Linked DNA regions of Homo sapiens: region 2 is linked to region 1. Evidence: chromatin contacts called from ENCODE Hi-C or POLR2A ChIA-PET data. All regions are on one chromosome and are shown on one strand. Each heading gives the region's core, a stretch centred on a gene start or an enhancer-like site at or near the end of the contact. The rest is flanking DNA. Distances are from core to core; before and after follow the strand shown.

What was found. Hi-C counts contacts between places; a loop is a spot of excess contacts on that map. ChIA-PET counts read pairs that join two places held with the same protein, here RNA polymerase II (POLR2A). Pooled maps may share reads with other maps.
Region 2: a loop to region 1 is called in a map of GM12878, with 2.6 times the contacts of the local background. The contact joins the promoter of EMC1 here to the enhancer-like site in region 1. A Hi-C loop is called at or near these places in 5 of 168 maps with a recorded cell type or tissue (GM12878, IMR-90, astrocyte of the cerebellum and 2 more), 10 of 37 single-sample maps with no recorded cell type and 10 of 50 pooled maps. POLR2A ChIA-PET finds 5 or more read pairs at or near these places in 9 of 52 experiments (CD8-positive, alpha-beta memory T cell, HEK293, OCI-LY7 and 6 more).

The regions. Positions count from the first base shown.
Region 1 is chr1:19,155,077-19,158,735 of GRCh38, reverse strand. UBR4 (ubiquitin protein ligase E3 component n-recognin 4) reads left to right here. Exons shown (of 106, transcript NM_020765.3): 40 at 739-921; 41 at 1,811-1,969; 42 at 2,313-2,465; 43 at 3,068-3,295. Among named protein-coding and RNA genes, the nearest start is that of UBR4, 53 kb to the left of the region's middle. RefSeq lists an enhancer at 1,514-2,713. Within about 2 kb of position 1,900, at least 5 of the 41 ENCODE cell types and tissues checked have a DNase peak (open chromatin) inside an H3K27ac peak, as active enhancers do.
Region 2 is chr1:19,249,826-19,253,585 of GRCh38, reverse strand. EMC1 (ER membrane protein complex subunit 1) reads left to right here and starts at 2,062. Exons shown (of 23, transcript NM_015047.3): 1 at 2,062-2,171. The coding sequence starts at 2,077. MRTO4 (MRT4 homolog, ribosome maturation factor) reads right to left here and starts at 1,781. Exons shown (of 8, transcript NM_016183.4): 1 at 1,723-1,781. The coding sequence starts at 1,750. RefSeq lists an enhancer at 1,644-2,149.

The DNA of each region.
Region 1 (3,659 bases), core at 651-3,150:
ATCCCCACACTTTGGGAGGCTGAGGTGGGCAAATCACTTGACCAGAGGAGTTCGGGACCATCCTGGGCAACATGGTGAAACCCTGTCTCTATAAAAAATATACAAAAATAATTAGCCAGACATGGTGGTGCATGCCTGTGGTCTCAGCTACCTGGGAGGCTGAGGCAGGAGGATTGCCTGAACCGGGGAATTCGAGGCTGTAGTGAGCTGATATCACATCACTGCACTCACCACTGAACTCCAACCTGGGTGACAGAGAGAAACCTTGTCTCAAAAAAAAAAATGAGTCACGGTTTTATTTGATACTCTTGGAATTAAAAGAAGTCGTAAAATCAGTCACACTTTTAGAGCATTGGTTTTTAGATATTAAAGATGAAGTGAAAAAATACTTGGGTTGGGGGCCCATAAAGTTGCTGATTTTTATGTTGCCAGGTTAGATCAATGAAAACAAATGTCATCTGTCACCACAATTTGTAAGAGATTGGACATTTTAACATTTTTTTAAAAGACCAGTACTTTGTATTTAAGTTTAGCTTTATGAAAACATTTACTATGTTATTCTTAATGGATTGATAATAACTTTAACACATTTACACAGCCATCCACGGTTTGGAGGCCGAAATCACTGCTTTTGAATGACTGAATTGTGCAGTGTCTCAGGCACATGAATAGTGCGTGAATCCACTTGATTTTATTTGCCTCATTACTGCCCACTTTCTCTGCTTCCTTCTTTGCCAGGTTCCCACCTTAGGGTCCCAGGAAGGTGCCTTTGAGAATGTGCGGATGAATTACAGTGGAGACCAGGGCCAGACCATCCGGCAGCTGATCAGTGCTCATGTGCTCAGGCGGGTGGCTATGTGTGTGCTCTCCTCTCCCCATGGGCGCCGCCAACATTTGGCTGTCAGCCATGAGAAGGGCAAGGTGGGTCCTCCAATTCTTGTGCGCTTACTTTAGGTCATATTGTCTTAAATGCTAAGCAAAACAAATTGATGACCACATTCGGATTAGCCCTCTGTGGGAAAAAGTCCACTGCGTTCTAAGAATGCTTCAGGGACAGATCTTGTTGAGCTTTTCAAATACTTGAACCCTGAATTGATTTGATTAGACCTAGAGCTGGTATGACTAGGACTGTTCCTAATTAGTAAATTTCCACTCAAAACGTATTCTTCAAAGCCCTCAGGAAAAAGTAATGATTAGCAGTTACCGAGGACGGCTTGGCTCCCAGTCTTGCCCTGTTTGGTCACTCTGGCGGGCATAAGCTGAGAGACAAAAGTTTTCATAGGAACACTCAGTGTTGCTTATGTAGTGCTGCCGTGCCATCCCAGCTCTGTTAAGCACATAAGTAAGTTTGTATTGTGTTATAGAGCTAGTAGAAGTTGGAAGAGTGCTAGGTATCTTAACTCACACTTTTCTGTATTCTGGCCTCTCCATCACCACTAATGTTGTTTTAACTTTTATTTTAAGTGAAAATATGGATAGTCCTTCAAACAACTCTAAAATCATTTTAAAAACAGTTTCCTAGAAAACTAGAAAAGGACAGTGGTACGTAGGTATTCTTAAACTATTTTGTGAACTATATAAAGAGAAATTGTTTTCATTACTTACCTGTTCTGTCCTCCATGGAAATACATTCCATAGCTTTTAGCCAGGAGTAATAGAGACTAATACTGATCTAGGATTTTCTACTAGACTTATCTGTAAAGAAAAAAGTGTGCAACCTGTTATCCCTATTGAAAGAGTTTTTGTTACTTGCTTTGACTTCTCTGAGAGGACCAGGAGTAGGAATAAATTAGTCATTGTTCCTTTGCAGATCACCGTTCTGCAGCTCTCTGCACTCCTGAAGCAAGCAGATTCCAGCAAAAGGAAGTTAACTCTGACCCGCTTGGCTTCTGCCCCAGTTCCTTTTACTGTGTTGAGCCTCACAGGAAATCCCTGCAAGGAAGACTACTTGGCGGTTTGTGGGCTAAAGGTAAAAATCCGGATCTAGGTTTGATTGCCTTGAGCTGTGGATTCTAGTCATTTTCTCTCCCCTGTTCTCAGAACTACTTTTTCTTATTCGTTGTGGAGATTAAAATTTAAAACCTACTGAAATGCAAAAGGAATTTTTCTTTGAATTTCTCCCAGATCTTTCAGATTTCTCCAATATTGGAAGTAATCTTTGTGTTCATGAAACCTGAATGTTACTAGACAGTCTAAATACTGTCTGAAGGCAGGGGATATTAGAGGAAAAAAGGGAACGTCATTACTCTGAAATGAATTAGCCCACTTTTCAGATCATCTTTTCACCATTTTGTTTCTTAAACATTGTCCAGGACTGTCATGTGCTCACCTTTAGTAGCTCAGGCTCTGTTTCGGATCACTTGGTTTTGCACCCTCAGTTGGCAACGGGGAACTTCATCATCAAAGCCGTGTGGTTACCTGGTTCACAGACCGAGTTAGCAATTGTCACCGCAGACTTTGTTAAGGTACAGTTACAGTTCTTTGATGATATGGTCCTAGAATTTTTCTACTTTTAAATCCAGAATCACTATGTGCTAGCTTCTCCCAGGAGTTAAAAAAATCAGCTGGGTGCCATGACTTTCACCTGTAGTACCAGCTACTTGGAAGGCTGAGGTGGAGAATTACTTGAGGCTTAGTTCAAGGGTGCAGTGAGCTGTGATCATGCCACGCCACTCCACTCCAATCTGGGTGATAGAGCAAGACCCTGTCTCTAAAAATGATAACAAGCCATATTTTGTCACTTTTGCTATGTTGCTGAGTAGGAGCTTTCTGTCTTTAGGCAATAGGGAATTGATTCTGGTTCTACCCTCACTGTACCAAGTGCACACCTATTACCATACTTGTTTCAGAATTTATTTATGTATGTCTGTCCCCTACTCATTCCTTGAAGGAGAGTGAAAGGTGTTCTGTTCATCTTTATAAGACCAGTGCCTAACACTCCATTTTTTTACTGAATGGAGAATGAATGCCTGTTATTGGTCAGTTCCGGCTATTTGGATTCACTAAGATATTTGGGGGATGGGACTGAGATAGATTTCCCTTATTTAATTTTTCTTCCATCCTGCAGATTTATGACCTGTGTGTTGATGCCTTGAGTCCAACCTTCTATTTTCTCCTGCCAAGCTCAAAGATAAGAGATGTTACCTTCCTTTTCAATGAGGAGGGAAAGAACATCATTGTTATAATGTCTTCGGCTGGGTACATCTATACTCAGCTTATGGAAGAGGCCAGCAGTGCCCAGCAGGGACCCTTCTATGTCACTAATGTGTTGGAAATCAATCATGAGGACCTGAAGGTTAGAGCACATGTTGCTATTTCCTTCTATTCCGGATTTAATTATTTAGCAACTCCTCTATTCTTTTTTCTTTGTTCTTTTATAACATTTTTCTGTGGACTTCATCTAACTGGATCTTTTTTTCTTTTTCTTTGTTTTTCCATCTAACTTTCTACCTAATAGCAAACTCTCTTATCCTTTAGGGCTAAATTAATTCAACTTCAAGTTCCATTTTTCTCAGGGTCTTTGTAAGATTTACCCACAGGGATCTCATGCTTAGAGTATGAGAGCACCTGATCATGATTGAAAATAATAACCAGTATAAACCGGAAGTTGGTAGCCAAGGCAACATGAATTACTGCAAATATGTGTCTTTGTGCCAGCA
Region 2 (3,760 bases), core at 813-3,312, 95 kb before region 1:
TCTCACTGCTTCCATTCCTGCCCTCTGCCCTGTCTTCCCCAACTATTCTCACCAAGGCAACCAGAGTGACCCTTCATAAGTAAAGGTAAATCACATGGGTCCTCTGCTACTCACTTCACCTGGGCAGGAAAGCCAATGCCTTGCCAAGGCCGAGGAAGTCCTGCCCTCTCTGCCTAACTCCCTCCCCAAACTCTATTTGGCTCCTTCTGCTCCAGCCTCACTGGCCTCTTGTCCCAAACACGTCATATCTGCTCCCATTTCAGAGCCTTTTCACTTCAGGTTCCCTCTACTTGGAACAGCATTCTCCCAGATAATTCCACAGCTGCTCAATTCCACAGGTTGCTCGCTTCCTTTCTTTATTTTCTGCTCATTTGTCACTTCATCAGTGAGACCTTTCCCGACCACACTATACAAAATATCAACATCTCTTCACCCCATTTTCAATCTGATTTTTAGCATTTTGCGGAATATGTTTCTCCTAAAACGTTAGGCTCGATAAGAAATAGGCTTTCCTTGTGACTGCTGTATCCTCTAACGCCTAGAAAGTGCCAGACCCCTAAATATTTTTGAATATTCCAGGGAGCCGGGTTAAGAGAGAGGCCACCACAGCAAAGGTGGTCAAAAACGGTCTCTTAAGAGGTGCGCAAGTCGGGTGTAGTGGCTCACGCCTGTAATCCCAGCACTCAGGGAGGGTGGTTGGAGCCCAGGTGTTCGAGACCAGCTTGGCAACACACTGAGTCTTCTCTATAAAAAATAAACAAAAAAAACCTAGCTGGGTGTGGTGGCGTGCGCCTGTAGTCTCAGCTACTCGGGAGGTTGAGGTGGGAGGATCGCTTAAGCCAAGGAGGTCAAGGCTGCAGTGACTTATTTTATTTATTTATTTTTGAGACGGAGTCTCGCTCTGTCGTGCCCAGGCTGCAGTACAGTGGAGCGATCTCGGCTCATTGCAACCTCCGCCTCCCGGATTCAAGCGATTCTCCCGCCTCAGTCTCCCAAGTAGCTGGGATTACAGGCACCTGCCACCATGCCCATCTAATTTTTAGTATTTTTAGTAGAAAAGGGGTTTCACCATATTGGCCAGGCTGGTCGGGAACTCCCGACCTCAGATGATTCGCCCGCCTCGGCCTCCCAGAGTGCTGGGATTACAGGCGTGAGCCACCGCATCCGGCCTGCAGTGTTACGATCGCGCCACTGCACTCCAGCCTGGGCAACAGAGCGAGACCCTGTCTCAGAGGGATCCTATTAACTGACAACTAAGAAGGCGCAAACCATACGAAGATGTAAGCATGCCAGGCAGAAACAACCGCAGACACACAACGCCAGACACGGGAACAAACCTGTGCTGAAAGAAGGGAAAGGCAGCCAGGGTGGCGGGAGCGCAGGAAGATGAGAAAGGGCCGAAGTTGGGAAAAGTGGGCCGAAACGGCAGCAGGCATAGCCGGGGGCGGTGTTCAGGAGCTGCCTCCCGACCCAGTTGGCCTTGCAAGAGCACCTGAAACTAGGCAAAACGAGTCTCCGCTCCCCAGACCCGACCGGGCGTCAGCCACCTCTGGCGGTTTTACAGCCCCGAAGCCCCCATTCCAGCTCGCAGCGAGGCAGCGGAACACCTCGAGGATGTCCTGGCGTTCCAATCTGCGCCCCCGCCGCCCCGAAGCCCTCACCGCAGGCTGGGTAGCCAGCCCACGGAGCTCCCCCCAGGGTCCCGACTCCCCCTTCGCCCACCTTTCTTGTCGCGCTTGGATTTGGGCATCGCGCTGAATCCACGTGCGGCGGAAGACGGTGCACCCCGTTAGGACCCCGGCGGCGCGGGGGACTCTGGGACGGCCCTCGGGGGCTGCCCCTCGCGTGTGCCTGACCCAATGTGCACTGCAGCCTGCCTCTCCCTGCCAAGCCGCCGCCTGCGCTTTCTCCCGCGCCTGTAGGGCAACTTCCCGTGTGCCGAGGCAGTCCCTGAATCCCGAGCGTCCCGTCCGACCGAGGGCCTCGCGCGCTATCCCAGCTCTGTGGTCCCGCGGAGGCGGAGCCCGCGGCGCGGTGCATGCCGGGACGGCGGTGGGTGGTGCATGCGCTCGCATCATGGCGGCTGAGTGGGCTTCTCGTTTCTGGCTTTGGGCTACGCTGCTGATTCCTGCGGCCGCGGTCTACGAAGACCAAGTGGGCAAGTTTGATTGGTGCGTACGTGTGGAACATATTCGAGAGATAAGTGGCTGTTTCCCCAGTACCTGTCTCCTACCTGCTAAAGGTTGTCACTTAACAGGATTGGCCGCATAATTTGCAGGACCCAGTACAAAATGAAAACGTGGGGCCCCTTGTTAAAAAATTATTAAGGATTTAAAGTCGTTGGAAGCAGAGCCTTAAACCAAGTGTTAGGGGTCATTCTAAGCTGATCCTTGCGTGTAAGCCGGCCCTGCCATCCAGGAATGCTTGGGGTGCCGGTCAGAGATCACTGATCCCGTCCTCCCTCGTCAGGTTCGATTTTTTTGACTGTGAGGTTTCTGGTCTACCAGGTGTCAGAGGTCGCCAAGCTGTCAGTGAACTTTAATTCCTACTCGAATTGGTGTCTTGTAGGCAAGTGAACAGGAGCTTTCGTCTTAAAAGTCCTAAACTGAGTCCTTTTCCCCTCTCATCAACCTAGTCTGGCCCTGGGCTCACAGCAGGATTGCCCAAAACACTAAGCAGCTAGAATATGCCATTCACTCATTCATTCATTCACCCACCCACGTCTTCCTTAAGGCCCTGGAGTAGCTTGCTTTTGTTTGAATTTTACTAGTTAAGACTTGTGTGATCTTGGGGAAAGTGACTTAACCACTCTGTGCCTTGGTTTCTTTGTCTGTAGAATGGGTTTACTAACAGTCCGTTATCTCTTACAGTACTTGTGAGAATGAATGAGACAATCCCATTAAATTACTTAGCACAATGCCTGGCTCATTGAATGCAGTCATTAAGCGTTATCTGTTATTATTGCTATTTACACTTTATTCTTCAGGGCCCAGGTCAGATTTCTCCTCCTCTGAAGTATTTTCTGTCTTGGAAAAGTTGATTCGCATATATGTTGAGTACCTGTTATGCCAGACAGTGTGACAAATAAAACATGTTACATTTTTAATGATGTGCACAACTGTTCACAATGTCATATGTGTATGTTACACATATATATCGGGTGATATGTGTATCTAATTTTGCAGAATACTTGATATATGCAATTTTCTTAATTTTATTTTCATGAATGAATGAATGAATGAATGGCATTTCCTAACTGCTTAGTGTCTTGGGCAGCTCTGCTCTGAGCCCAGGGCCAGGTTAGGCTGATGAGGGGGGAAAAGGACTCTGTTTAAGACTTTTTTTTTTTTTTTTTTTTTTTTTTTTTGAGACAGTTTTGCTCTTGTTGCCCAGGCTGGAGTGTAATGGCGCGATCTCATGGCTCACCACAACCTCCGCCTCTGGGGTTCAAGCGATTCTCCTGCCTCAGCCTCCCGAGTAGCTGGGATTACAGGCATGCGCCACCACACCCAGCTAATTTTTGTATTTTTGGTAGAGACAGGGTTTCTCCATGTTGGTCAGGCTGGTCTCAAACTCCCGATCTCAGGTAATCCACCCGCCTAGGCCTCCCAAAGTGTTGGAATTACAGGTGGGAGCCACTGCGCCCAGCCAAGACTTTTTAAAATTTTTTGAGACAGGGACTCATTCTGTAGCCCAGGCTGGAGTACAGTACTATCATGGCTCACTGCAGCTTTGACCTTGCAGGTTCAAGTGACCCTCC